Regions from separate parts of the Mus musculus genome. Here all the other regions are linked to region 2. The links are chromatin loops, found by intact Hi-C in ENCODE. Cell type or tissue: heart. All regions are shown on one strand. Each heading gives the region's core, and the rest is flanking DNA. Links, peaks and the distances in the headings are about the cores only. Region 1 overlaps Uqcc1 (ubiquinol-cytochrome c reductase complex assembly factor 1). Region 2 holds the start of Gdf5 (growth differentiation factor 5). Region 3 overlaps Trpc4ap (transient receptor potential cation channel, subfamily C, member 4 associated protein). Region 4 holds the start of Trpc4ap (transient receptor potential cation channel, subfamily C, member 4 associated protein).

Region 1 (7,547 bases), core at 1,000-5,999, 98 kb before region 2:
CAGACATCATTTCCTGACACCCCAGCTCTTATATCTCCTCTGCTTCTCTTCCATGACAGTTCCTGAGCCTTGGGAGAGAGTTTTGAAATAGCTGTCCCATTAAAATTTTTAAATTTTATGGGCATGTGTGTTTTGCCTACATCTGTGTGCTACATACATGCCCAGTGCCTGCAGAGACCAGAGAGGCATAGGATCTCATGGAGTGGATTACTGATGGCTGTGAGCTTCCATGAGCGCTGGGAATCAAACCCAGGTCCAACGGGAGAGCAGTCAGCGCCATCTTTCTAGCCCTCAGACGTTCCATGTAAGACTGGGTTCTCTGTATTCTGACCAGTTGTGGGCCTCGGCATTAACCACTGCTTATTGCAAATGGCAGATTCTCTGACCAAGGCTGAGAGCAATAGGAATGAACCTATGGGTGTAAATTAAGTATTCAGGGGACAGTTGGACACCATGTCCATTTACCAAAATAATGTCCGGCTTTGCCCTAAGGCCCGTGACCTCAGCCATGGGGTTCTGACCAGGTTTACAGAACCAGGCATGGACCTCCTCTTATGGGTCTCGAATCCAACCAGAAAGCAGTTGCACAAATGGGGGCATCTCGCCCGGCATTGTAGCTTACAAGGTTCACAGCTGGGTAGGAACGTCGACTTCTCCCCCGACCCGACCAGTCTGCACAGCACCTCCACGCGATGGGAGCTAGCCTGCAGGAAGGATGCTGCCAGCTCAGCTCTAACGTGATTTCTCTACGTCCTGCAATGGAAGTGTGTGTCGTCTTTGGCAATGGAGTCTTCCATCAAGTTCTAAAGAACAACCAAGAGCAATGGCAACCCTGTATGGTCTTGAGGGCTCTAGGTAGGATTTCAAGTGTAATTATTTTCCCTCTTTCCTTGCAATATTTGTACTTTATATTTTGAGTGTTGCTTCAGAATTTCCTTTTACTTACTTATTAACATTTAGAGTGTGTGTATGTATGTATGCATGTGTATATATGAGTATGTATATTATGTGTGTGCATGTGTACATGTGTGTGTGTGTGTGTGCACGTGACCTCTGCCATGTAGAGTTGAGATCAGGAGTCAACTTGCAGGACGTCTTCTCTTCCACCATGTAGGGTCCCAGCAATCTAAGTGGGGTCATTGGGTTCAGCAGCCTTTACTCACTGAACCTCCTTGTTGGCCCTTTCTTTTATTGATAGGGTTTCATGATGTAGCTCAGGACAGTCGTGCCTCTGCCCTGCTTGGCTTCTTAAATAATGGTGTCTCATAACTTATTTTGGCCACCTCTGGAAGTTTATCAAAAGGGACAAAAATCATTCTCAAAGGGCAGCCTTCCCAGGGACAGCCCCCCACTGCTTGATATTTAGCATCACCGCTAGATAAGTTGAGCTGAGGCTGATCCAACACGATCCTTCTAGATGGGCTAACACTGACAGTGAGCAACTCAGCTGTCCATTCACTCTCAGTTACGAACCGAGGCACACGCAGACACTGCACAGCAGCGCACAGTGAGTGATCTTCCACCTTGGCAGCCACTCTGTCCATCTGCAGCCAACATCGATTGCAGTACGGAAGGTGTGTGTGTGTGGGGGGGGAGGCGACAAATGGTGGGGTCCCTTCAGATGATTCCAAGCGACTCAGGATGCTCGGGGAAAAAATGGATGAGACTTGTAGAAGCAGGCTGGGATGAATGGGAGTCAACCGGACAGCCCACAGCCTGAGGCGTACCTGAGTTTTATCTGGAAGACGAGAGGTCCTGGTGGGGCGACTGATGCAGACGGCCGTGCATAGGGAGCCTGAGGATGACAACGCAGCTCCTTGTTAAGAGCTGTTGGATCCTAACACTTGAATCCTGTAGACATAAGCTCTGCAAGCAGGGGCTATTTTCTGCTGTGGGACTCAGCTAGGGTTTGTATGAACACGGAAAGAAAGGTGGGCAAGGGTACCAGGACGGCTGCAAATGACCTTTAAAGTGGCTAGCAAATTTGAGGTCCCAGGACACGAAAGCAAGCCCAGCAGCTAAGGTGGTGCCGCGGGCTGGGATCTGTGGCTAGGGAGCTGCCCTGGGCAGCAAATGGGTTAATGCTCAAATAACTTTTATATATGAATTAATGTGCAGAGTTAGGAGCCAAAATCTGTTCCATTAATTTTTCCATCCATTCCAGGAGCAGTTAGGTACACACAGTAAAGTTTATTTTGGTGCATGGCATACTTCAGTCCATTAAAAATAAATTAATCAGCAAATCCCTGCCTGGCTCGCCTCTGGTTTATGTAAATAGTGCCCAGATGTAATGAGTTACAAGGTGCTATTATCTCATGCTCACAGAGGACGCCTCACTCCAGAGCCCCGCTTGCAACAAAAGCATCTTAAATAAACTGAGAAGGCGGCTTGATTTGTAATGTTTTCACAGAAGTGGCGCATACCTCACAGTATAGGGTTTCTTCATATGACTCATTTTATAGCAAGTTCAATGAAGGAAGCTGGGTGGGGGAAGGGAGGGAGGAGACGGGCCCCACCCCCGTTCCTCAATTTCAGAAAACCTTCCAAGAGATGACCCAAAGTCTCGGGGGAGAGAGAACAGACCCTTCAAGTGCCCAGAGAGAAAAGGCCCCTCAAGTTCCCATCACAGCCCGTGCTTTAGAACTTGGGGAGGGGATAGACACCGGGCCGAGGCTTGGATGGTACCAGCACGCCACAGTATCTCACGTAAAGAGAGGCCAAGTGCGGAGAGTGTGTTCCTTCCCCAGTTCACTGTGGGTGACAAAGGGACTTTTGTTCTTTCTAAATGACTTAGGATGTGACAAGCCCCTTGGTCCTGAGACCTCCTGGATCTCAGTGAACATGCCTGGCAGACTGTACCTTGCCCAGACAGTGACTCCTCTCTGTGACCTGGGGACAGGAGTAGCAGCAGAGAGCCCCTGGCCTCTTCTCCTCTCCTCTCCTCTCCGCTCCTCTCCGTGCTGCCTCTAACTGAGCTGCAGTTATTCCCTGAGCTTGGAGAACCCACGGCCTCACCTGCACTTTTCTTTTCTCTTGTTTTTTCAAGACAGGCTTTCTCTGTGTAGCTCTGCCTGCCCTGTAATTCACTCTGTAGATCATGCTGACCTAGAACCTAGCTAGAGTCATCTGCCTCTGCTTCCCAAATACTTGGACTAAAGACATGCACCACTACACTGGGCTTTAACTATGTTTCTAAAAGACCTTGGAACAAAGAAAAACCATGGCAGAAATAAGTCTCTCTTTTTAATGGCTACTTCAACCCCATGGCTCACAGAGGGGGAACAGTATATGGTTACCCACTGTGACTTTGGAACTTAATAAACTGCTCCAAGCACAGGGGTTTCTGAGTGAAGGCACCCCCTTCTAACCTACCCATCCCTTCCTCAGCCTTCGGAAAAAGCTCTCAGTCACGTGTGGTGCTGAGGGGACTTGGGAAGTGTGCCTGGGGCTTCTCTTGAGGGAGGGGACCTGTCAAAGAGCAAGAGGACCTCCCCAGTAACCCCACCAGATCAGGAAGAAGAAACTCAACACGAGTGGGCTGAGTATTCAACAGGTACTGTTCACAAGTCAGTTCAGGCCACCTTCTTCAGGGTCCTGGGGCAAACAGGCACTTCTTCCATGGAAGGTCCTCAAAGCCAGCCAGCCAGCTGTCCGGAGGGACCAGTCTCTCAAAGGCCCTCATCATTGTAAGTAGGAGCATGGGGCTTCAAGATGCTTTGTGGATTCTTCTCCACCAGAGGGCGCCATCTCACTTCCCCTGTCAGCAGCAGATCCTCACCGTTCATGGAGTCCAGGTATTGCATCTGCAAGTGGAGAGAGCACGGAACAGAGGTTAGGTGCTCACCCAAGGGGGCAAAGACACAAAGGAGAGGAGAGGGACCAGGGCAGTGGGGGTGGGGGCGGTGGTGAGCTGACTGTTCACATCCACGATTACCACAAAAAGAAGACCTGGAGAAGTACAGCAGTTCTCAACCTCTGGGGCACAATTTTCCCTTCCACAGGGGTCGCAGGTCAGATCCTGCATATCAGATATTTACATTACAGTTGGTTTTTTTAATGCTATATGTAAGTACACTGTAGCTGTCTTCAGATACACCAAAAGAAGGGGTCAGATCTCATTATGGATGGTTGTGAGCCACCATGTGGTTGCTGGGATTTGAACTCAGGACCTTCGGAAGAGCAGTCAGTGCTCTTACCCGCTGAGTCAACTCTCCAGCCCCTACATTATGGTTCTTAACAGTAGCAAAATTGCAGTGATGAAGTAGCAATGAAATAATTTTATGGTTGGGGGTCACCACACCACGAGGGACTATAGTATTAAAGGGTCGCAGCATAAGGAAGGTTGAGAACCAACCACTGAGTGGTCTAGTGAGTCACACTGTCACACATCCCCACTCCACCCACTCCAGACGAGGGCCATTAACCACTGCTACATTCTCATCACAAAGTTCTTGCAGGCCAGAAGTCAGAGCACAAGATTGTACTCCCCGACCTCCGCTGGCGGCAATGCACCGACCAGCTAGAAATGTGTATCTCATGGGGACTGGGGAGAGAGACAGCAAGGTGTACGCAGAACACGGCAGGCCAGCTGGTTTTCTAGTGTCTGTGACTCCACTGTCCTTTAGTGGCCCCACAGGGCAGGCTCCCTTACCAGGAGAGGCAGGAAGACTGCGGATTAGCTTCATCTTCGGTCTTGGATTGTCCCCTCTTTAAAGAGCTCACTGCTCCTCTTGCATCTTATGATGCCTCTTGAACTTAGCCCCAGCCTCTCACCTGAGCCTCCCCCCCCCCACCCCCGGTTGTTAGCCTCAACATTACTGCAGATCGGTTATCAAATAGTAGCAGGCGTGTAGCACCAGAGACTGCTCAAGGCTCGGCTTCCTGGGCTGCCATGACACACCCAGTCAGAACCTGACTCTCCTTGGTCTTCCCCAGCCCCTCCTGAACCTGGGTCACATGACAGGCTGACGACTCCCTGGCTGCCTGTAACCTCCTCGAGGGGAGGACTGACACAACAGGCCCTCAAGGCATGACAGAGCTGGGTCTCCATTCAAAGCTCCTGGCTTTCTTAGGGTCCCGCTACTGCCCACTTCTAATGGTTCCAAAGGAAACTATTCACAAAGACACTAATTATGGCAAAGTCTTCTTTCTGGGCCCCTGGAGAGGTCCTAGCTGTGCCTTGTCATGGCCTTTGGCACAAGCCCACCAGGACGGATGGGAAAATTGGGTGGGTCTCTCACAAAGCAGTGTTTACTTTGCCAGTTTCGACTCCTGTCTGCGGGTGAGGCTCTCCGGCCGCAGTGCCTTCTCCCTGGCTTTGGCAGATCTCAAGAAGAGTCAAATGGCAGTCTTGTCTTCTGGAGTTCCCTACCATCTGGCTACCAACGGGCTTCACTGTGTCAGCCTTTCACCAGGCAATGCGCTGGTCCTAGAGCCGGGATCTGGTCTTCCCTTTCCTGGTTGCTGGAGGCCAGCAAGGCCATGGAGGTGAACTCAAGAATTACTATGCCATGGTGCTGCTTCAGCCCCAGAGGCCAAGCCCATGAAGCTAAGGTGTGACTCACAAACAGCTCCAGCTGGTGAGCTGTCTGCAGCAGCTGTGGTCTCTGGGGTTAAATGATTCACCCAGCGTGGGGTCTGAGGCCAGTCACGAAGGGTGAACCGACTTGGAGACCCCAGAAAAGCCTCCACATTCCACCTCGGGATGACTGAATGCATTCATCCAGAAGGCGTGAGTGAGTTTCCTACCCAGGCAGGATCTGGGGCAAGTGATCAGGAGTTAATTCACAGAACTAACTGGGCTCAAGCAGGCCTTCCCAAAGAGCGCCCTGGAAGCTTTAGAGACAGGAGCCCTGACAAGCCAGGAGTAAGGACCTGACCCTGATAGCCAGTGGGGAGAACCAGAGATGTGTTTGTTAGGTGTGGCCTGAAGCCTGGCTCTGCTACAAGTCGGGAGCAGAAGATCTCTGTGAGTACATGATGGGCAGGTGGGTGTCACTCGGCCTCATGCCACCGCTTCCAGGACGAGGGCACAGTATTTAGCACAGCACCCAGCACCAGCAGTAACGAAACACCGAGTCAATAACCACGGCTCTTCCTTTCCTCTCTGTTCCCATCCCTGGGATCCTCGGCCTAGTCACAGCTGCACACGGACATGCTCATTCTTTGTTGGTGTCCAAGAGAGAAACAGCCTTGAAAAGACAAGAGACCTGGAACTTTCTATTTAGACCAGGCTGGCCTCAAACTCACATCTGCCTGCCTCTGCCTCCAGAGTGCTGGGATTAAAGGCGTGCAACACTATGAATGAGCCTGAAGATGCTCAGTCTTAAGCTAGGCCTGGTGGCTCACAAGAGAAGGCAGGAGAATCAGGAATCCAGGGCCAGCCTGGGCTACACGAGAGAAACCTTGTCTGAAAGAAAGAAGAAGAGAGGGAGGGAGAGAGGGAAGCAGGGAGGAGAGAGAGAGGGAGGAAGGAGCTGTCTTCATCAATGCTTGCTGCTTATGAGATTGGGTCAGAAGCCCTTAAACTAGCTCCTGGTATGTCAGCCTCTTATCACCCACTAAGATGCCAACCGCACACACTCAGGAGGACTCAGACGCCGCCATGTTTGCACAGGGAGAAAGATGGTGCTGACCTGTTTCCTCACATATTCCACCAGCAATTCAAGCTGTCGAGGGTCCTCACATTTCTGGTTGAAGAAGGTCCTCCAGAGCGCAGCAGCCAGGCCATGGTCATCTGAAAGGATCCCCTGGAACACAGGACAGGAAGTGTTACAGAGCCATGCTACAAAACTCGGATATTTCAACAGGAGACCCCGGAGTGGATTCAGAAGGAGCAAGAGGGCATTGGCAGTGGGGTGAGAGGGAGGGTGGGGGTCGAGGCAGGGTTTCACTGTGTAGCCCTGGCTGGCCTGGAATGTATGATGTAGACCAGGCTGAAACTCACAAAGCTGCCTCTGCTTCCCGAGTGCTTCTTCCTTTAAAAGTAAATTTTATTTTTAGTTTATGTGTATGAGGGTTTGGCCTGCCTGTGCACCACATGTGTGCCTGGCAAGTGTGCAGAGATCAGAAGAGTATGTCAGCTTCCTGGAACTGGAGTTACAGGCAGTCGTGAAGCAGCAGCAAGTGGGTGCTAGGAATGAAGCCCAGGTCCTCTGGAAGAGCAGCCAGTGCTCTTACCCCCTGAGCGTCTCTCCAGCCCCTCAACACTTCTTTTCATACAGAAGAACACGGGACTCTGAGGGGCACGGCACTGGCTAAGGTAATGCAGAGCGGGCACTCGTGTTTGGGGGACCCTTCCAGGTGTGGTCCGTTCACCCCTACATTCTGTGCCTGGCCTAGACAATGAGTGTCTACAAAGCCCAGGAAGGGCAGCATAGCAGCCACACTTCTGCTGCCGTTAACAAAGTGCGGGCTGGCAGCACTGCACGTCTGTGTTTGGCTGGGCATGGGGATGGGTGTGACTGCTCACACTGGCTTGGTCTCAGGTCACACCTCTGCAAGGTAGCTAGTTCTTTGGGAAAGGGAACTGGGTACCTTGCCTTCAC
Region 2 (7,547 bases), core at 1,326-6,325:
CTCCCAGCCAGATCCATCCAGGCCTGGCACGGAGCGCACATCCAGCAAGGCTGCCGGCTGCCGGCCGCTGGGGCAGCTGGACAGCTTCAGTTGGGCAACCCGCCCGCTACTGGGGACCGCTGGCTTGGCCACGTCCAAGGGCTTCTTCCGTAAGATCCGCAGTTCAGCCCCCAACAGCCCATCCTTCTCCAAGGCACTGATGTCAAACACGTACCTCTGCTTCCTGACCGCAGGGCCTCGGTCATCTAGAGAAAACAGCCAGAAGTCAATTCCTGTCACTTCACCAAGAGAGCCCGCCACCTCTGGGCCTCCAGGGAGGATCTAACTCTCTCCCAATCAAAAGAGGTTTCTCTAACCTCTTCCCCACTATGGCCGAAGCCAACACGCAAACCACCAAGAGCCCTTTCCCAGTGAAGGTAGGTATGTGGCTGCGTACTATCTGAGTGCCCCTGGTGTTTGTGTCAATATGTCATTAGTCATTAGTCTTATAACTGTCTTCTGCCAGTGACCGCCCCATCCACGATCCAGCAAGATTATCTCCTGCAAATAAGGCAGGTGGTATGTACATTTCAATTACCCACTTTTTCAGAGGAGGAACCTGAAGCTCAGAGTAAATTAAGGGCTTATTCAAGCTCATCTAGCTAAGGTAAAATAGAAACCGTAGCCTAGGATTTTAATAGTCCGTTCTGAGCTTCTTAGACCTTAAAGGTCTCAGCAATCTTGCTATGGGCAAGGCACAGAGTTGGGGAGTAAACTGACGTGGGTAACACAGCAAATTAATAACCAAGCTAATCTGCAGCTCAACTCCCCAAGTTCCCATCCTAATGATTCTTTTGGTCCATGAATGTTCCAGTTTGTGTGTGTGTTGTGTGTGTGTGTGTGTGTGTGTGTGTGTGTGTTGTGTGTGTGTGTGTGTGTGTGTGTGTGTGTGCGTGCACGCATGCATGTGTGCAATTGGGTTCATGAGTAAGCATACAGTAATATATTTATGCTACTGGCATATGTAAGTAAAGTTGGGATTATATGAATACCTGAAACATGTGTGCATGTATGTGATTCATTTACCATGTGTATAAATATAAGCGCTGTGTGCGTGCGTGTGTGCGTGTGTGTGTGTGTGTGCGTGTGTGTGCGTGCGTGTGCGTGCATGTGTATGTGTAAAATCTCAATGGTATCGCTGAATCAGCATGTTCTCCTTCCTAAATGCCAATATGCCATTAGGGAACATTCAACTATTGCTCTAGAAGGTAACTAATTAGGCCTTTAAACTCCCCATCTCCCCCTCCCCAAGCTCCCTTAGTGCTGGGGGGACACAAGGACTTATTTTATGAGCCCTAGAGGGGTCACAGCTTTTCCTGGCTGGGCAGGCAGCCAGGCCACCTCCCCCACCTCTGCCAGACCTGCTGCCTCTGTACCTCCCCCCAACCCCCTGTCATTCCCCTACAGACCAACTCTAATGAGGAGCCTCTCCCACTCTCTGGCCCCTCCCCCACTCTGCCAGCCAAAGTCTCGAGGCTCAGCACCAGAGCCTGGGAACCACAAGAAACCTCACCAACTGCCAGCCGGCAGCCTAACTATCTCCACGGTGCGGAGAACCTGAAACTCAGAAGGGAAGGGATTTGCTGAGAACACACAGCAAGTTGAAAGGAAGAGCCAGGCAGACCTCCGGCGACGCTGACGCAAGAAAGACAAGTCCTCTCTCCCAGGTTGCTGATGAAAAGGATACAAGGTTTTCCCATTCAAAACGCACAGACATCACTCAGTCCGATGTCCTTTAGAATACAAATAGGAAGAGACCCCAGGGAAGAAGGGGCTCAATGTGGCCTCAGCCAGGTGCCTCCCCCTGGGACAAGTTTTCTGTCCTCACATATCCTGCCCCCTTCGCCCCCTATCTGAGGGTAAAGTTCAAGAACCGCAGAGACCTAAAGTTTCTTTCTCTCTGCTGTCTGAGAAAAACCTGGAGCTTAGAGACTTCAGCCAACCCGCATGAGGTGCAGAGTACCACCCAGTAATCAAAACTGGGTCTTGGAGTTTAGTATCCAACTGGGAGATCTTAGCTCCTCTCTGCACTTTAGTGCCCTTTCTGCACCTGGCAGAAGTTGGACTCGGAGATCCCTAGGTGCTCCTAGTACTGGATCTGGTGTGTATGCGATAAGTTCCAGACTCCCACCCCAGGCTGGATACACACGCTGTCCCCCACCTGCGCACTCCAAGACTTTGGAACTCTTGGGTCCCTGCAAATGCCCCTCCCTGCCACCCTACCCTCTCACCTTGCCCTTTGTCAATAAAGCTGGTGATGGTGTTGGCCAGGCCAGCCTCCAACTTCACGCTGCTGTTACCTCCCTTTCTGTCAGCATCGGACAGCGTCCTGTACAGGGAGAGCATGTATTCGTGGGGTGTGATGGGGGGCGGGCGGAACGGCTCCTTGGGCTCTCGAGGGGTCCCAGGCTCCCTGGTCTTCTTCAGCAGGAAGGAGCTGGGGGCAGATCCTGCTTTTGAAGATGCTTTGCCCCCAGGAAGCTGTCCTTTTGGGGTTACAGTCCGGGCTGCAGCCTGTCTAGTCTGGGAAGAGGGTCCTGGCTTGGTTTCAGGGCCACCGGATCTGGGGGGCATCTTTCTGGGTTCATCCTTCTTGGCCTGTGTCTGCCCAGAGCTTCCCTTGGCCCTGGCATTGGTGGCCCCCACACCATAGATATGACCCCCTGGCCTAAAGACATTCCTGGCCAGGGGTGGCCTCTCCTTGGCCTCCGCTTTGGTCAACCCTGGCTTGGCCCCTGGGGTTCTCTGTCCTAAGTCAGGGGCACCCAGCACAGTGCAGATGAGTTCCAGGTCCAGCCAAGCCAGGTGCCACAGCAAAAGAGTGAGGAGTTTGGGGAGTCTCATCCTCTGGCCAGCCGCTGAATGACACCACAGAGAAAGGCCGTAGCAGCGAAGGTGCCTCTGGCTTGGCAGGAAAAACCATGAAAGGAGTGGGTCTTCAGAGGCAGCGGTGGCAGCAGCAGCAGCAGGCAGGGCTTTCTCCTCAGTCTGAGTGTCTTGAAGTCCGCCGGGCGTGTGTCTGTATCCAGTCCCATAGTGGAAGTGCTCCCGTGTCCAGACGTGCACCGTCTCCAGTCAGCAGCTGAAAATAACTCGTTCTTGAAAGGAGAAAGCCGACCGCCCCCTTTCTCCCGCACAACTGACTGAGGGCTTGAAGGAGGCTTGTATAAGGCTGAGGGATTTTTCCAAGAAGGAAGAATGGCGTAATGCTGCCTGTGCGCTCCAGTTTTTTTTCCCTCTAATTTTGAATCCTTTCCAGTGAAAATACTTACACACACACACACACACACACACACACACACACACACACATACACACACACACACACACACACAAACCTGCAGGTGCTCAGAAAAAAATCTTTTACAAACCTGAACTCAGGAATTGGAAACGGAATTCCAACCCAAACCAATTTAATTACTCTCTGATGTCATGCTGTCTAAATTCATTTAAGTGCGATATATTTATGTGAAAAAAATTACCGCTGCCCTTTGGAGGCCATGGCTCACGGGGGCTTTTGGCTCAGAGCCCCATAGCGGGACTCAGGCTTAGGGGGCCTCCCCATCCCAGAGTAGACTCAGGGGTTTTCACCTCCACCTCCTGGAACAGCCCACCCCACCATCCTGAGCAGAGATGTTGAGAAGCTAGTGTAGAGATCTGCACAAACTAAGCATGCAAGCAAGGTTTTCAGTGAAGTCCTTGGAGTGTCTGTAAAGCAATTTCAATCTCTCTGTCTAGTCTAGGACCTGGTGTGTGTGTGTGTGTGTGTGTGTGTGTGTGTGTGTGTGTGTGTGTGTGTGTGTGTGTGTGTGTGTTGAGGGCAGCACAGATGGCAGCATTTACCTACTGTTTCTTTTATTTTAATAAACTTGTGACCCAGAAACAGAAAAAAAAATCAGTGTCCACTATACACCCCCACCAAATGCCATTGGCTAAGCACTGCCATCCTGTAGCCCCCTTGGCTGGAACCAGGTCCAGGGTGTGTGTACCTCAGCCACTACCCAAGCAAAAAACCCGCCAGTTTTCTTAAAAGAAATTAGCTGAGACCAGAGGCGACAGCCCCAGCCTAAGGCAGCAGCGACCCCTGCAGGAGGTTGGGAAAACAAACTCTCTGGGGCTGCTTTTCCAGAAGCTGATGAAGAAATCCAAATTCTGCTTGACTCAAGAGAGCTCCCTCTCCCTCTCTGCCTTTTCTTCTTCGTCTTTAGATAACGCACAGATAGCCCACGATGGCCTCAAGTTCACCATGTATCCGAGGCTGGTCTTGAACTCTGATCCTACACCACCCCTAGCTCAGATCCTCTTCCTTTCCTTTTCTCCTGTAGCAAAAGCTGACCTTGGACTTACAGTGTAGCTGAGGCTGCCCTAGAAGTCCTGATCCTTCTACCTCCACCTGCTTGGCTACAGAGTAGGATTATAGAACTAGTACCGCCTACTCTAGCCTTCTTGGTTAATCCTCTACTCCCTGCGCTGACCTAACAGATCCATTCATATGCTAAAGTCGGTTTCTAGAGACTCTGCTGGAGACAGGCATGTCACTCTGTAGTCCAGTGCACGGCACAAAGCCCTCACCAAGACAACACCAAACAAAGTCCTCACTCTGGAGATCTAGGTAGACTCATGCCTGGTTTTTGGTTTTGTATTTATTTTGTTTATTTATATGTGTGGAAAGAGGGTCCCAGGGGAGAGCAGAAAGGGGCATCAAGTCCCCTGGAGTTGGAGTTGCAGGCAGTTGTGAGGCTCCCTGGTGTGGCGCTAGAAGCAGAATTCTGTCCTTCCTAGGAGCAGCAAGTATTCTTCTTTTATTTTTTTCCCCCCATAATTTTGCTCCTAGCTCCATTCCAGTCTTCACAGATGGCTCCCAGGTCTAAAGAGGTTCACTTCAAAGGACCAAGGCACTACCTGCTCTCTTGAGGACAGCTTGAAGTCGTTACAGTCCCTCGGGTTATCCAGGTCCGTCCCTCTTGTCTTGGCTTGTGATTGACTTTCATGGGCCTCTCTGGCATCTTCCTACTACAATTCCCTTAGAATTGCTTTCTTGGCCTCTGAGACCTCTCCATCCCAACTCTCCTTCTACCTAGAGCTGACCCACTAAGGTATCGGTATCCCTTACACCCCAGAAAAGTCACGAAGCTTCCAAACAGCCACCGCACACTTTCTGTGCTGCTTTCAGAGTTCAAATCCATCCAGCCTCGGTCTCTGCCCCCACCTCCAACGCAGATCAGTTTTTAAAGTCTGTGTGCTTTTTTTTTTTCATAGTTTTATTTTAACTGAATTCCTTATGCCTATCATAATTTATGTACATATCTGTCTATCCCATTAGATTATAACTACACTGTACCATATTTGTCTTTCAATTATTCCCAGGGCTTGGCACAGAGCCCAGCCCATAGCAGAGTCTCGGAGTGTGTTGTATGAATGGCCCTCAAACTGGCCCTTTTAAAGGAACACTATTGTTTTCTTTTGTATCATTTCTGTTTTAAAATTAGAGTAAATAACTGGTTTCATTGTAATGTTTCCACATGTGCATGCCCTTATCCTTCTGTCACATTCACTCCCTTATCACCTCTCCCCACCCACGCCCCCTTCTTCCACCCAGGAACCCTTCTACTTCCTGTTATATCTAGATATTTAAATACACAACTTTTGCATATGAAAGAAGAAAATAACTCGATGTCCATGCCCCCACCCTTCATTAACTTCCTGCTTTCATGTGTCCCCATCAGTCCCTTCAGCCTCCCAGCAGTCACTTGTCCCCCTTCTGCTTTCAGAACATATATGTAGATCCAGATGCTACATACATGAGAAAGCATGGGCTGTGTGTGTGGTCAAGTCTCAGACGCCATCATTTTTAACATACTCTGCCTCCTCTACTAGACTTCAAGTTCTTAAAAGGGAGAGACACTGTCTTGCTACTAGCAAAGTAAGCTCTATCCACTGAATAAACAAAGTTATGAATGAGTCAATAGAGCCATCCAATGCATGATTTGATAATGATCAATGGCTCTGCAGACAGACCTGGATTTGAATCGTGGCAGTTCTGCTATTTATACAGTATATGATTTTGGAGAGCCATCCAGCCATTCTGAAACTCTGAACAGGGATGATGACAGTACTGACACACGAAGAGCTTTTGTGGATATTCAGTGGAGTGGATTATTAGACACCTAGAAAGAGGGCTCGTGAGATGGCTCAATAAGTAAAGGTGCCTGCCATCAAGCAGCCTGAGTTTGCTCTCGAACCAGCTCCCACACGCTGCCCTCCAGCCTCCCATTTCCTGTCTCCCACCTAAGCACATACACGCATGTACACAAAGTAAGTAAAATGAAATTTTCATTTTTATCTATTTTGTTTATGTTTGTTTGTTTTTCCAAGATAAGGTTTTTCTGTCCTGGAACTCACTCTGTAGTTCAGGCTGGCCTTGAACTCAGAGATCTGCCTGCCTCTGCCTCCCAAGCGCTGGGCGCGAAGGTGTGCGTCACCACCACTGGGCAAGCTTGAACTCTTGATTCTCCTGCCACTATTCCCTGAATGCTGGCATTGCAGGTGTGCACTGGCACGCTTGGCCCCTTTCCAATATTTTTAAAATTACGTTTAAGAATTTTATTTTTCTCTCTCCTTTTAAAAAACTTTTCTCTCTCTCTCTCTCTCTCTCTCTCTCTCTCTCTCTCTCTCTCTCTCTCTCTCTCTCTCTCTCTCTCTCTCTCTCTCTCCTTTTGAGACCAGGTCTCACTATGTAGCCCTCACAGCCCTGGAACTCTGTGTTGGTCAAGCAGGCCTTGAACTAAGATCCACCTGCCTTTGCCTCTGGAACATCAGGTTCAAAGGTGTGTATCACTATGCCTGCCTTAAAACTGTAGTACTATTTGTATGTAGTGGTACACAGAGGTCAGAGGTCCAGACAGCCTGGAGGAGCTGTTTCTCTCTGTCCACTATGTGGGGCTCCAGGATCAAACTCAGATCACCAGGTTGGCAGCAGGATCTGAGCCATCTCAGTGACCCCTCTCAACATATTATACCAAGGATCTCACTCTAAATTGATCAACAGTGATAAGGAGGTGCGGTAGGAACATTAGGGAATTCTGACTTTCAGCCAAAGACTCACTCAAAGTCTGGAACTTGAGGGCATGGAGGATCCTCAGACAAGGACCATTGTCTGAGGACCAGGAGACTCCCAGGATTCGGGACGTCTCCAATGAAAAAAAGGAAAGCGACTCTGAATCTGGATAGAAGGCCCTCTCCAGGGAGGAGCCCAGGGTTCCTGCCTGGCTCTTACTATAAAGGTGACTAATCACTTTGGTCCCCTCTGGTAATTGCAACCAGATGCTGCCGCTGGCTGCGCTTCAGTCCCGACATGTTTAATTACTGGGACACAGAGTCTCTGGGTCCCCTGTGGCTCCTTCCCTCCCCCATTCCTGTCAGCAATATTAATGTCAAACCTAAGGTAGAGGATGGGAGCCTTGGGAAGCCACTGGCATGGAAATAATCTTCACAGGCCCTTCCACTGT
Region 3 (7,547 bases), core at 815-5,814, 270 kb before region 2:
AAGAAATAATTTTTTAAAAGTACACACATATATACAGTATGTTTGTGATGGTATAGGTAAAAAGACACTTTTGTAATTTGTTCCTGGGATTTAAGTTTGTAAAAGTTGGTATAAGTTGCAGATTAATAAATAAAAGAGATAAATATTTAGGCTCCAAAAGTCTGTAAAAAGTTCTTTGGCAATCTTGTTTGTAATTTAAAAAAAAAAAGTGAAAAAACTAAATGTTCAACTGGAGTCTGAGCAAGTAAACTATGAACAAGTAAACTATAATTACACCAGGAAATACTAACTAGATATTTAAAATATGGAATATTTAGGTATGCATGGGGAAAAAGCAAGGTAGAAGAGAGCATCTTGGATATATGACTTGCCAGTATGTGTGAGGAGAAAAGACACGAAGCTGGGGATGGGAGCACACGCACACGCACACGCACACGCATCTAAACCAAAAACAGCTCTGGTACACACAAGACCTAGTGATCACAGCAGCTTCCAAGGACAACACTGGGACACCTTTCACTCTGTACGCTTTAGTACTTCAAATAAATTCTTTCAAAGCAAATACTACAGTGCTTCAACATAAGAGAATGCATTGACCTCAAAGTTAAGATCCAGACCAGAAAAATGCTCAACAGGGGAAGTAAGGCGCACGCCATCACGCTGACGGCCTAGGCTGAAAGAACTCACACTGTGTAAGAACCAGCCTCAAGAGGGGAGAATTCATAAATGTAGAGTACATTTTATAAATTAAAAGTTTAAGTTAAGCTGGTGGTGGTGACACACAGCTTTGATCTCAGCACTCGGGAGGCAGAGGCAAATAAATCCCTGGGAGTTCGAGGCCAGCCTGGTCTACACAGAGATATCCAGGACAGCCAGGGCAGCACAGTGAGACCATGTCTCAAAACAAAACAAAACAAAACAAAACAAAACAAAACAAAACAAAACAAAACGGGTTTGTTTTTTTTAGGTTAAACCATCTGAAATATTTGCTATAAATCTGAAATTCTTCTTGCCTCTTGTTTTAAATTTTCAATGACTTAAGTATTAATAGCATTAAACAGCTACTTACATCAACACCTCCAAATAAGTCAAAAATATATGTATTTGGGTATGTAGCTTCTTGAGTAAATTTCCTGTCTTCAGTTACAAACGCCATAGCCTCCATAGAGAGAAGAGGAGAAATCTCCTGGTTCAAAAAAAGTACAGACAGATTCCATTTTAGAATTTAACAGAAGACACTAAAATATCACTATAATATTCATTTTAGTAACAAACTCAATCCCCCCCTGAACAAAGCTAGCCCTCAATGAAGTATCCGGGACCCTTGGAGTCCTTTTTTCCCATGGACTCTGGCTGCTGTGACACAGCACGCTTAGACATCAGCCTTAAGGAAGGGCTAGAACCCGCACTGTCATGCTGGGAAAGCTCAGCAGCTGGCTGGGGAAAGCTAGGCTGTGTATCCTTGGCTCATTTCCAGCAGCAGCTTGCCAGGGTACCAGGAAGGTCATTTTGGACAGTGCAAACATCTTTAGGCCCTACAATAAATACTCCAAGAAGCAGATGAACTTCTGGTTCACTGAGAGCTGCTGAGAGAAGATGGGGCAGCTACCTGATGTCACCAGGTATTGCAAGAAACAACTGGTTCTGCGGTCATAACAATCTCTGTTGGACTGTGATCTCCTGACAGAAATGTTTGGTGACTTCTCCATGTCAAAGGCATTCTTATGGTCTTCCATAGCCACCCAAAGGGATCTCTTTATGCTACTTGTAACATCTGGCACTTGACTTTGTAACTATTTATAAGCCTAGAGTTTTATCCCCTAGACTGAATCAGTGTTCCCTGAAGACAAACTGAAGCCCCTGAACATTTGGACAGATTCTTCTTTGTATTTCCTCCTCTGAGTCTTAAGGCAGAGGAGGAGTCACCACTGTAGGTGCCTGCATTGGCTCTCAAGCTCTGGGAAGGGCATAGCATCCTTTGCTCATAAAAGGCAGTAACAGACAGAAAGAACTCTCCTGGAACACTGCGGTTTCAAGTGTTTGCAGAATGAATAAAGTGTACCACACACCAAGGTCACTAGGATATTATTTTCCCAAGCCTTCAGTTTTACCTCAGTTCTGTAACAGAAATTTGGCAGGTTTTTGGAAAAAACCTTTAGTTTTTGTTGTTGTTGTTTTTGTTTTGTTTTGTTTTTGAGAGATAATCCCTCACTAACCTGGAACTAACTACATAGTAGAGGATAGACAACCTTGTACTCAGAGATCCATCTGCCTCTGGTCTCCTAAATGTTGGGATTAAAGCATTTTAAGGCACATAGGAAGGCTATAATTACTTCTATCAGACTGTGAAAGGATGAGTATGTAATATCTCTTCCTAAAGGGAACAACTACGTTTATTTAATAAGCAAGGTTAGAATAAACCTGTGAGATACAGTCATCAACACTTTGCCTCTGAAGAGTACCGTAGTATTCAGTGTTGTTATGACTACAGGCTTACACAGGTTACAACTGTGGCTCCAGTTGCTTCTCTAAATTCGTGTTTGATCCCAGTCCCAAGTCAGAAGCAATGAGTGTGGGCCAGCACCGAGACAGCACTCAAGTTGGAAAACAAGCGTCTAACTCTCAACCTGACCAGCAGTCCAACTTCAATCTTGCATTAATGATAATTATTGACAGCCATAAAGCTCCTCCCAAGAGCCTTCAGTGATATAGGGCCTTTAAAATTCTTTTCAAAAAGAATGCCATCTAGGGATAGGAGTGGGGATAGGGGCTCAGGGCCCAATTCCAGCCTCACATGTGCAAGGCCCTGCGTTCAGTCCCTAGCATCACAGGAGGAGTGGGTGAGGGAAACAATCAAATCCCTGGGCACTGGAATAACTAGTGATTATTTTCTTCTTTTAACGTTTCCAAACTTCTCCAGTGTCCTACAGCTCATACAAAAGCTGGCTATTTCTAAAAGGTCAATAGTGGGGGCATCTGAAGACCCTGAGCACAGACCCTCTAAGGCCCCATCAGTTACCTTGAGAATGCTTTGGCACTCAACGAAGTCACTGTGCAGATGGCTGGTGGCATACAGCTTAAGGAGCAACTGAGGAATTCCACTCCATTTGGACAATTTGTCCCTCTCGGTCAAAAAGGTCTCAGTGAACTGTGAATAAAAAATAAAAACAAAGAAATATTTTATTGTCAAGGAAGAAGTTTTGGTAAAGAGAGCAGCTGACTCCCAAACAGCCAAGGACCCCAGCAAATAAAGCTGTAGCCTACGCCCTGCTCCTGACATAGGACTGCTCTGAACCCTACTTGTCAGTCTACGCTTTCCCCAGTGCACACTCAAGACTCCAAATTCAGCTGTGTTTTCTCTACTTGATCTCCCCTGCCCAGAGGCTCTCCCCCAGGCTTTTCTATCTGAAATGCTACTTTCCTTCAAACAGCAGTCAATAAGGGCCAGCAAGACCACCCAGTGGGTAAGGCTGCTTACTACACTAGCCTGATAACCTGCCTGACTCCTGGAACCCATGTAAAGGGGAGGAAGGGACTTATTAACACCACATACCGTCCTCTGACCCCCACAGGCACACTACAGCACAGGAGTATACACACACACACACACACACACACACACACACACACACACACACACTCTTACTTAAATATTTAAAGAAACTTTTTATTAGAATTTTAAGTTATTGTTTATTTTATGTGTATGGGTGTTGTACCTACATGTAGGTCTGTACACAACTTTTGCCTGGTGCCCATGGAGGCCAGAAGAGGGCGCCAGATCTCCAAGAACTGGAGTTACAGACAGCTGCGAGCTGCTATGTCTATAAAAGAACTTTTAAAAATCCTGAACTACAAAGTGAGCTCTAGGTCAGCTTAGACTATAGAGACCTGCTTCAAAACAAAGCAATAAGTGGGTGGATGGATAGATACACAGATGGACAGATTGATCAAGGCAGGGGATGAGAGATGGCTCAATGGTTAAGAGCATTTCCTATCCTTACAGAAGACTCAAATTTGGTTCCCAGCACACATGGCTGGGCAGCTACAACCACAAATAACTCCAGTTCAAAGAATTTAACATCCTCCTTCCAGTCTCTGCCTGCACCCACACGTGTGGCAAGCATTCACATAGACAAACAAACAAATAAATAAAACTTTTTTTTTTACATACAGGCCAACTGCTAGAAACTTTAGTTGGCTTTCCTCTCTCCTTCCTAGGGCCTTAGGGCCCCTCCCTACTCAAGGACTTCATTTATCACATATTTTAACCTACTGCACATAGCTTCTAGTTCATCCACCCCTTTCCCTCTCTGGATCACAACTACCCCAGAGCAGACACCAAACTAAGAAAACACTCACTCACACACACACACACACACACACACACACACACACACACACACACACACTCACACTCTCTCTCCCATTCAACTGCAGAGTTCTTGCACAAAGCAGGGGCTGAGTAAATGTCTGAAGGTATCAACGAGAACACCCGCACAATGACAGAACGTGAGTGGATTATAAGGTCATTTCCACATTACGAACACCAGACACAAAACTTTTGTGGTCCAATCAAATCAAAAGTATCTAGTTACAGTCTGCATGGAGCAAACAAACCTTTAATAATGTTGGGCTTGTCTGAATACACATGCCCCATGATGCAATGAACAAGTCTCATAATTCTATCTACACTGTGTTTTAGATGATGGCATGAGGGGGTAACAGAGAGTGCTCAAAAGAATGCTTTTCCTTAGGGCGAAACACAGGAAATAAGACTTACAACAAAAATGTCTGGATAGCAGCAATGTTATATATAGTGTTTAGGCTCAAAATCAATGTAAGTTAAAAATAAAAAAAAAATTAAAAAAAAAAGATAAAAACTTCTTTCCTTTCTTTACACAAAGCAAGAAGCAAATCTACAGCTGAGACCCTGCGGAAGTAATTCCTACAGAGTATCTGCACGAGAGAATCCTAAACAGTATTATAAACGGGAATCACAAGCTAATTATCTCCCATGAGAAACTAGGGGAAATAAGCTCAGCAAAATAAAACAGGGCAGCAGAAACAAAATAAACTAAAAGCAGAAAACTATACAAACATTGACAACACCTTCATTTCAAGATTTTCTGGAGAGGCCAATGAACAGATAAGCGTTTAACGACAGCTTCTAACAACTGGCTAGGATTATTAAACTCTGGAATGAATGAGAGAATACCACCACCAGTGACCAGAGCAGAAGAGACTCTAGGCAAGTACTGAAGATGACCATATGTCAACAGTCGAGATAGCTAAAGGAAATGACTGGGAGAACACAGGCTGTGAGACTGACAGAGCAGCAGGCAGGCCTGGAACACCCGAGAAGCTGACTTAGTGATGATTCACATAGCAACAACTAAGACCTCCAGAAAAGAAGCCTAGATCCAGACTGAAGGCTTCACATAGTACCAAACATTTAAAGAAGAACTAACACAAGCACCCAGACTCCTCAAAATAGTGAGGCTAGTATTCTGGTAACCAATCTAGACAAAAATACCACAAGAAAACTGCAGGTCAGTCTCTCTTACCAATATAGATGCAAAACAAAACAAACACACACACACACACACACACAAAATCCTAGCAACATATATAGCAAAAGCAAGCAGAAATAATTCAACATACCAACTATTACATACAGAAAACCAACAGCCTACAGGACATCCTCAGGACATTTTTTTTGGTCTATGTCAAAAGACATAATGAAAAATGGCAACAGCCAAACATGTTTCCATGATTAACACTCTGCACACACTAGAAGCAGAACAGAGCTGTCTCAATCAGCTAAAAGTATTTACAAACTAACACCATGCTAACTAGTAAAGACGAATGTTTTCCTACTAACATCAAGAAGAAAAAAGACCTAAAGATGTCCACTCTTACCAACTGCATTTAACAATGTACTAGGAACATAAATGTGAACAATTGGGCAAGAAAAATAAATAAGAGACTTGAACTGGAAATACGGAACACTCTATGTGTGGATAACATGATCCTGATCATCAATTACACTTTATAGTAGCATTAAAAATAAGATATTTGCCCAGCATGGTGGCAAACACACTCAAGGACAGCCTGGTCTAAAAAGTGAGTTCCAGGACAGCCAGGGCTCTGTTACACAGAGAAATACTGTCTCAAAAACAAAATTAAACACTGTTAAATTCAACACTGTTAAAAGATATTAAAGGATGCTCAGAACACCAAGGCAGAAGGATCTCAACCAAGGCCAGGCTGAGTTATACTGTGAGAACTTGTCAAAACAAAAACAAAAACAAAAACAAAAAAAAACAGGCTAGAGAGACCGCTCAGCGGTTAACAGCACCAACTGTTCTTCCTAAGGTCCTGAGTTCAAATCCCAGCAACCACATGGTGACTCACAACCATCTGTAATGAGATCTGATACCCTCTTCTGGAGACAGCTACAGTGTACTTACATATAATAAATAAATCTTTTAAAAAAGAAGAATCATTCATTATTAAAACAACAACAACAACAACCAAACAAACAAACAAACAAAACCAAGAACCATGGAAAAGCACCTCATGTCCAGGCAGTGATCTCACTGACACGACAGTACCTTCCATACTGCTCATTGTTCTACAGCAATAGCTCTATGCTGTTGATCTGATGTAATTCCTACCAAAGCCCCCTTGTCTTCACTGTAGAAATTGGTAATTTACTACTAACTCTCATATGGGAATCCCAGGGACCCAGAAGAGCCAAAAACAGTGTTGAGGTTGCAAGTTTTGTAATCCTGAATTGCTGATTTGTAAGTTCATCACATGTCAACACCAATCAAGACTGGATTAACAGTCTCGTCAAACAGTAATGTCAAACCATAGGATAATTTCCTCAACAAATGTTACTATAGTATAAGTGAATACCTCTAAGTAAAAAATATGTGCTTGCAAGTATGAGGATACAAGTTCAGTCTCCAGAACCTTCTTAAAAGAAGAAAAGTTTAAAAAGCCAATGTGGTGGGCATTCTTGTAAATGCAGAGCTGAAGAGCTGGAGACGGGAGGGTTCCCGGCTGACTGGTTGGTTGGCCAGACTGGCCGACTCGGAGAGTTCCAGTCAATGAGAAAGAGAGACCCTGTCTCCAAAAACAAGGACATGAAGCGCCTGAGAAACAACTGAGGCTCCTGTCATCTACCGACACATATTTGTTCACTGCACCTGCACATATACACAGGCAGGTGCACACGTGCTCGCGTACACACACACTCACATGTGCGCTTGTACACACACATACACACCCCAGGCATACAGAAAAAAAATTTAAAGCATAGAAAAGGGGGTTAAGCCGGGCATGGTGACGCACACCTTTAATCCCAGCACTTGGGAGGCAGAGGCAGGTGGATTTCTGAGTTCGAGGCCAGCCTGGTCTACAAAGTGAGTTCAGGACAGCCAGGGCTACAGAGAAACCCTGTCTCAAAAAAACAAAAAAACAAAAAAAGGGAGGGGTTAAAAAAATCACACCAACTACTGAATTCAGTGATGTTACCTTTT
Region 4 (7,547 bases), core at 1,434-6,433, 250 kb before region 2:
GTCCGACAAACAGGAAGCAAGCGGTCCCGGAGCCGTGTCGATTTCTACGGGGCGGCGGAGGACTCTCTACATCGCCCCTAGTGGACTGACGCGGAGGTGCAAGCCGCGTGGCAGGGACTGTGCGTGCCCCGACGCCTTATGGGAACTGTAGTCTTTACCGAGGGGGAGCAGGTAGCTGAGATGTGGCTCTTCCTGGCCCTCCAGTTTGCTGAGTGGGATACCTCCAGCATTTCTTCGAGGTTGCTCCAAGTGGAAAACCAGTCACTATGTGCACAAGCTCTCAAAATTTTCGCTAGCTGGAAATGATGCAAGCCCAGTGTCCAGGGAAAAATTCTAGGCCCTAGGCCAGAGTTGACACTTGACACGTGTCCCCTTCCTTTTACAATTGACTTTAGCCAAGTCACTACACATTACCCCTAGCCCTCAGTCCATTCAATATTTAGGTCCTGGGAGCCAGACTAGTCAACTAATATTTTTATTACAATTAACAAATATGTGCTTTATGTAAATGAGACGTAAAGGACCATCAATGCTATTGCTTATTCGAAGAAAATGGCGAAAAATATTTCATTTACAGATAGATGTCAAAAAATAGTTCCTAAAGGCACCAGCTGTACTCCTCATACTGAATATATAGGTGAGGTGGAGGGCGAGGTGATAAGCAGAACAGCAGAGGGCCCTGTTAGGGGACGAGGGTTTCAGGGGACCACAGCTAATCCACACAAACAAATGTAGTTATTTATTTGGCAAACTGTATCCCCTATCAAATAGAATATTGCCCTCATTTTCCCCGCAAGTAGAACTGAATTCACTGGCTCCGACAAACCTCGGAAGCAGGGTGGTGCTGACTCTCCCCACTTTCTCTTCTAGGAGGCTATCTTGTAACAAAAATAAGTTGAGTGTGCCAAATTAGGATGCCATGAAGTTTGCTACTTGTAACTAAGGTGGCTATAATTTGTTGCCCAAACCAAAAGTCCTTAAAAAGTGAAATGATGTAATAAGTAACTTGCAGTGGAACAACAGCAGGCATTTGAGATCGCTGCCAAGGCAAACTAGACTGTGACTGACATCTGCATGCTACTTGCAAGGTGTGGCTCCCACTCGCTCCAGCAGATCACTGCCTGGTGACCTGGTTTAAGACAAAGAAAATAGGATAAGGAGAGATGAGTCAGTGGGTAGAAGCACTGGCTGCCAAAACTGACGACCTAAGTTGTTGGGTCCAATGAACCCATGTTGGTGAAAGGAGAAAATAATTCCTCCAAACTGCCCTCTAATCAATCTCTCTCTCCCTCTCCCTCTCCCTCTCCCTCTCCCTCTCCCTCTCCCTCTCCCTCTCCCTCTCCCTCTCCCTCTCCCTCTCCCTCTCCCTCTCTCTCTCTCTCACACACACACACTTTAAATGTAATTTTTTTTGTTGTTTTGGGGTTTTTTTGTTTTTGTTTTTCAAGACAGGGTTTCTCTGTGTAGCCCTGGCTGTCCTAGAACTCACTCTGTAGACCAGGCTGGCCTCGAACTCAGAAATCTGCCTGCCTCTGCCTCCCAAGTTCTGGGATTAAAGGAACGTGCTACCACTATTCGGCTTAAATGTAATTTTTTAAAAAAGATTTATTTATTATTATACATAAGTACACTGTAGCTGTCTTCAGACACACCAGAAGAGGGTGTCAGATCTTATTACGGATGGTTGTGAGCCACCATGTGTTTGCTGGGATTTGAACTCAGGACCTCTGGAAGAGCAGTCAGTGCTCTTACCTGCTGAGCCATCTCGCCAGCCCTAAATGTAATTTTTTTTAAAAGATTTATTTATTGATTATATGTAAGTACACTGTAGCTGTCTTCAGACACTCCAGAAGAGGGAGTCAGATCTTGTTACGGATGGTTGTGAGCCACCATGTGGTTGCTGGGATTTGAACTCCTGACTTTCGGAAGAGCAGTCGGGTACTCTTACCCACTGAGCCATCTCACCAGCCCCTAAATGTAATTTTTAAAGTTAAATTTTTTTATTGAAAGAGAGCAAGAAGAGGGAGGGTTTAGAGGGAGGAAAGGGAAGAAAAATGACATAATTACATAATACTCTCAAAAGTAAAAGAAATAATTTTTTAAAAAAGGAAAAAACTTTATAAAATAAAAGCCATAAAACTGCATTAAAAAAAAAAAAAAGCCGGTCAGTGGTGGCGCACCCTTTAATCCCAGCACTTGGGAGGCAGAGGCAGGCTGATCTCTGAGTTCGAGGCCAACCTGGTCTACAGAGTGAGTTCCAGGACAGCCAGGGCTACACAGAGTAATCTGTAATCCTGTCTCAAAAACAAAAACAAAAAACAAAAAACAAAACACAAAACAAAGAAAACAGAAAAACCTGCATTTTTCAGTGCAATTGTCCCATCATGAAATCTGAATGAACCAAATAAAACCCTGTGTGTTTGTGATTGTTGGAGAAGAATCAGAAACAGGAAGTTTATCCTGTGATAAAGGAGATTTTTTTTCCAACGGACAAAAAGCAAAAACCAAACCAAAACAAAACAAAACAAAAGAAATAGGTCTTTAACTTTACAGTTAAATCTAAAATTCATCTTAGAAATATAAATGTAACAAAATCAAAGTGTAGTTTTAAAACTGGGTTTAGGGACAGAGAAGTACACCGGCATAGATTCACACCCACAAAAATCCAAAATAAGTGGGTTTTGAAATATAAGTTATATGTGCACAGAGCTGTTAGAAGTACAAAGCATTAAAAGGCAGCAGTGAATGAAGACCATCTTTTACGATTTGGGGGGAGAAATGCCTTCTTAAGCATAAAGTCCAGAGCCATGACAGGAAGATTAATAAAACTGACCTCAACATTCTAAGCGAGACAGCATGAACAAGCATAGAAAGCGCACGGCATTCTGGGAAAGTTAGTTTAGGATGTATGAAGAGCTTTCTGTCCAGTCTGCCTCAAGTTCTCCACCCCAGGTAGTTGTCTGAGAGGCTAGGTTTCCCACCCCCTTCTTTCTGATCAAAGACTACTTCCCTGAGCACAGATAGAAAGCTTTGTCTCTTATGCTCCCCATACCTGTGTTCTCTACTTGACATATAACCCATTACTCTGTGCATCTCTCCAGTTGTTGTGATCTGTTTAGTACTTTGCCACACCCATCCCCAGTACCCAGATCAGTACCTGGAATAAAGTCAGCGATAACATTTGTTTTGATCTGATCAGTGGATCGATGAACAGATAAATACAGCCACTCCTACAAGATTGCTACAAGCCAAACCACACAATGGATAGAAGAGTTGGGGATAGCTGGTGAGATGACCCAGGGGGCAAAGGCACTTGCTGTCGAGTCTGAAGACCTGAGTTTCATTCCTGGGAACCAAATGGTGGAAGCAGAGAGCTCTTTCCTGAATGCTAACCTCTGACCTCCACACAAGTGCCATGACATTCCTTCCTATGAACATGCACACGCGTGTGCGTGCACACAGGGGGGGGGACAGGGGGAGAGAGAATAAATCAATGTTAGGAAATTAATAGCTGAGCAGGAATAGGCAATTCATAGGATAAAGATGCCAAATAAATATGGGGGAAGGGCCTTCTTAGTTCTCCCCAGAGTAGAATGCTGGAGACGAGAGGGCTAACCAAGATGCCTTTCCAGAGTGCAATTTTTCATCAATATGTAATGTGGACTTCTTTTGACTCAATAACACTCCTTTAGCGCTACAGCAAATTAGCATTCTCGTTAGTATAATTCTAGAAGACAGAGCAATTAGTCAAGAAAAAAAAAAGCAGCCAAGTTGGAAACAAAACCACACATAAGAGGCGGAGCAAGCAGCGCTGGAGAATGACAGCTCAGCTGTTAGAAGTGCACACCATTCCTGCCCAGAGCCTGAGTTCCTTCCCAGCACCTACACTGGGAGGAGGTTCACTCCAGCTCCAGGGGAACTTGATGCCCTCTTCTGGACTCTACCAGCATCTGCAATCACGTGAGCATACCCTGAACACACAAATACACTTAAAACTAATAAAAATAGCTCTTTTTAAAAAGCCTTACCCTTCACCTCGAGGTCAGTCTTTAGGGCGCCATAATACTAGGAAGTAAGGAGAAAGGTTTCCAGAAACCTGTGGGAAGGCTGAGTGCAATTTATCTGTTGCCTGTCAGCTTCTCCCAGCTGCTTCTCACCACCAGGGGGCGCAGCATCCTTCTGCCAAGTGGCCTGTTGATGCGGATCTGGGTCAACACTGAAAACAAAACAAAACAAATGGAAACTCTAGGCTTGACTAATTTTTTGCAGTAATCTCAGTGGTGCCACCGCATGCGATGCTGCCATTCCTAGAATATTACCGTCCTTAAATTAACTACCACGATCACCTCAATTACACGTACAGATTTTTCTAGGGCAATTTTTTTAAGAGTAATTTTTCTTTTAATCCTGGGGAAGTCATAATCAGAGAAAAATCACATTACTATATTCAGACCATAGTAATAACTGTCCGTGTAACTGTGCTTCATCTTGTGGTATCATTTTGGAGACTATTTTTCACATTTTGTTTCTAATATACAACCTCCCAATGATTAGAGCAACTGGAGGGAGAGGGGAGGTCTATTCTTTCCTTTCACCTGTGGGTTCTGGGTCTTGAACTCATGTCATGTCTGGCGGCAAGCGCCTTTGCCCATGGAGCCATCTCACTGGCCCAGTGACTTGTTGTTTTAAACATTTTCTATCGCCTATGGGCCAGGCGCTGTCACGGGGACTGGGGATGCTGTGCAAAGGAAACAAAAGTCCCTGCTCTCTTGCAACTTGCACTAGGTCTAAAGCCCGCCCTTTCCTGAGCACTTACCATTGGCCACCCACTTAACCCTCCTGCCCTTTCACTTTCTCTCCTCAGCGTTTTTGGGGAAAAAAATTCAAATTTACAGAAATGTTGAAAAATTATAGTCTGAGCACACATGTATCCTTCGCTTATACTTACCCATTATCGTCATTATGTTCTGGATGGATAGATAGATAGATAGATAGATAGATAGATAGATAGATAGATAGATAGATAGATAGATAGATAGATAGATAGATATCTCCCTATGTAGATGTACGATATGTAATACATGATATATATCTTCATATATACTCATAGGTAGATAAATACTTATGAAGAAAGTTCATTCTGCTAAGTCTCTTAATTTTCTGGAGGCTGGATTTGAGTTTGGGTATGCGCATGCCAAGGTTTGTGTGTGATGGTCAGGGGATGACTTGATTCTCTACTTCTCCATGTGAGTCCAGATTTGAGCTCGTTGTCGTCAGACTTGGCAGCAGGCTCCTTTACCCACTGAGCCATTGTGCTGACCCAAACCATTTTTTTTCTAAGCCATTTTAAAAAATTATAGATGCTATGAGATTTCACCTCAATATTTCAGTGTTTTTCTCTTCAGAACAAACACATGCTCCAATAAGCATGAAAGTATCAAGAAGGCCAAGCCAGAGCTACACAGTGAAATCCATTAAAAACAAAACAAAACAAAAAAATGAAAAACTAACCTGGTGAAGGGGATGCTGGAGACACTGGACTGGGTATAGGGTAAAAAGTCTGAGCTCACTATTGGGTTTTGAAGACTCACCAATCCTTGGATTTCTTCCAAGCTCAGGACTTGAAATCTCACCTATCCTCACACTAGAAAGCTACACACACACACACCTCTCACACACACATACACTCTCTCTGTCTCGCTCTCTCTGTCTTTCTCTCTTTGTCTCTGTCTGTCTGTCTGTCTGTCTGTCTGTCTCTCTCTCTCTCTCACACACACACACACCTCTCACACACACATACACTCTCTCTGTCTCGCTCTCTCTGTCTTTCTCTGTCTGTCTGTCTGTCTGTCTGTCTGTCTCTCTCTCTCTCTCTCTCTCTCACACACACACACACACACACACACACACACAAGAAACCCTATGTAAAGCTTGCCTCCACACAGTTCCCTGTGGCTTCTTGCCGGCCCAAACAGAGGCAGCCACCTTCCAGTGTCTTTCCCAATAAATCTCTTGTGTGAGGCTTGTTGTACAGAGTGACCTTGTGGTATTCCTTGGTCTTGACTGCCAAGATACATTTCCCTGCAGTGCTACAACACTTCTTTCTATTAGGGATACCTTTCCCCTCTGAGCACTTATACTAGGACTACATTAACGAAAGGTTAATGACCTAAAAGCCTTAGGTGGACTGGGAAACACCAGACAGGAAAATTGTTTTGGCTGATAGACATTTAGGAGATTCTGATAAGGACAGTCACATACTCTTGCTCGCGCCAGACTGGCCAACAAGAACGATGCTGCAACAGGATCCTTCTACACACATTTATTAGGAGAGCTTGCTTGCAGAGGCAAAGAGACCCCAAGTCCAGAACTGGTGCTGCTTATATAGGCCTAGGAGAGGCGTGTCTCACACCCGGATTGGTTGTGCTTGGGTTATGCTTACCACCTCATTTGTATGGCTACATCTGATTGGTTAACTTCTCTCTCATCTGATTGGTTAACTTGTCTCTCATCTGATTGGTTAATTTTGGTTAATTCTCAAAACCTCATCTTGGCAAAAAAAAACTTTACTGCCTATGTATGTGTGGTGGCCAGCAGAAGCCAGCGCCACCCTGCAACAGCACATGTGGCTTCCCACAACATACCAAACCCCACTGGGATCTGGCATTTTGAGGACACAGGGGGGACTGACCTACAGGTGGAATCTTCCATCCCCCAAAGCCCCTTTACACCCTATAAAGTCCCCGAGCTCCCTGCTCCACGTGCAGTCTCCACTCCCAAGGAGAGGCGGCTCTGATTTGAGGACAATATGCTTCTGCCAATCACTTTTTTTCCAGGTCCCCTCCATTGATCCCACCTAGCATTTGAGAACTACTGATTAATGGAAATATGAACTATATATGAAAATGCTCTCTCTTTTCCAATTTTCATTGCAGTTTCATACACATCTCTGATGATGTTTAGTTTCACCCTCTGTTCCTCCTCATCCCCCTATCTCTGGTGAAAACCTGCATCTTCCCCGGAAGTCCTCCTCCTATTTCCACGTCTTCTTTTTGTTTGGGATCCATTGAGATTAATTAGAGTTGCTCCCAAAAGTGTGCATGGGAGGTTACTTATAGGCACACAGGGAATATGTCAGTACTACACCATGGGATACAACATGCCCTGTGGGTCTGGCTTATAGACATCATGGACTTCAAGATTTATCTAGATTGTAGCATTTGCTAGGTCCCCATTTCATCTGGGGGTTGAATCAGCAGTGCCAACCATATAGCTTTGAGGCCTTTGCCATCTTGGCCTCATCCCGCTGTCTTTATTGCTTCTTTCTTCGTGAAAGCCAGCAAGCAAACCTATAACACAGAAAAGCACCATGACAGCCCAACCTCTTTAACGAATTGCAACTGGGAGAATTTTTTTTCTATCAAAGATAGTTAGCCCAAACCTCCCTCTTTGCTCTGAAGAGCCAACTGTGTCTGATTGTGAAGTTGAAGTCTTACCAATTAGATAAGACATAGTCACTACCTATATTAGAGAAAACAGATAGAGGT

The links. Hi-C counts contacts between places; a loop is a spot of excess contacts. Peaks named below come from ENCODE experiments on the same cell type or tissue, not always from the same donor. Only the 100,000 strongest peaks of a DNase experiment are listed, where the experiment ranks them.
Region 1: a loop joins it to region 2, with 7 times the contacts of the local background. A loop is called at or near these places in 37 of 42 quality-filtered maps.
Region 3: a loop joins it to region 2, with 2.4 times the contacts of the local background. A loop is called at or near these places in 7 of 42 quality-filtered maps.
Region 4: it touches region 2 in a loop (2.4-fold over the local background); 5 of 42 quality-filtered maps call a loop at or near these places.

What each region holds. Positions count from the first base shown.
Region 1 is chr2:155,844,724-155,852,270 of GRCm38, forward strand. Uqcc1 (ubiquinol-cytochrome c reductase complex assembly factor 1) reads right to left here. Exons shown (of 10, transcript NM_018888.4): 9 at 6,636-6,749; 10 at 2,163-3,803. The coding sequence ends at 3,669. Among named protein-coding and RNA genes, the nearest start is that of Fam83c, 14 kb to the left of the region's middle. In heart, for the core only: a CTCF peak has its summit at 3,730 (motif pointing right); a DNase peak (open chromatin) is centred at 3,778.
Region 2 is chr2:155,942,173-155,949,719 of GRCm38, forward strand. It overlaps Gdf5 (growth differentiation factor 5), which reads right to left and starts at 3,195. Exons shown (of 2, transcript NM_008109.3): 1 at 2,271-3,195; 2 at 1-245. The coding sequence starts at 2,883. In heart, for the core only: a CTCF peak has its summit at 4,131 (motif pointing left); no DNase peak of the experiment used is centred there; H3K4me3 peaks cover 591 bases; H3K27ac peaks cover 984 bases; H3K27me3 peaks cover 997 bases.
Region 3 is chr2:155,669,971-155,677,517 of GRCm38, forward strand. Trpc4ap (transient receptor potential cation channel, subfamily C, member 4 associated protein) reads right to left here. Exons shown (of 19, transcript NM_001163452.1): 2 at 3,020-3,148; 3 at 1,070-1,186. Among named protein-coding and RNA genes, the nearest start is that of Trpc4ap, 19 kb to the right of the region's middle. In heart, for the core only: a CTCF peak has its summit at 3,773 (motif pointing right); no DNase peak of the experiment used is centred there.
Region 4 is chr2:155,692,315-155,699,861 of GRCm38, forward strand. It overlaps Trpc4ap (transient receptor potential cation channel, subfamily C, member 4 associated protein), which reads right to left and starts at 70. Exons shown (of 19, transcript NM_001163452.1): 1 at 1-70. In heart, for the core only: a CTCF peak has its summit at 4,115 (motif pointing right); a DNase peak (open chromatin) is centred at 4,167.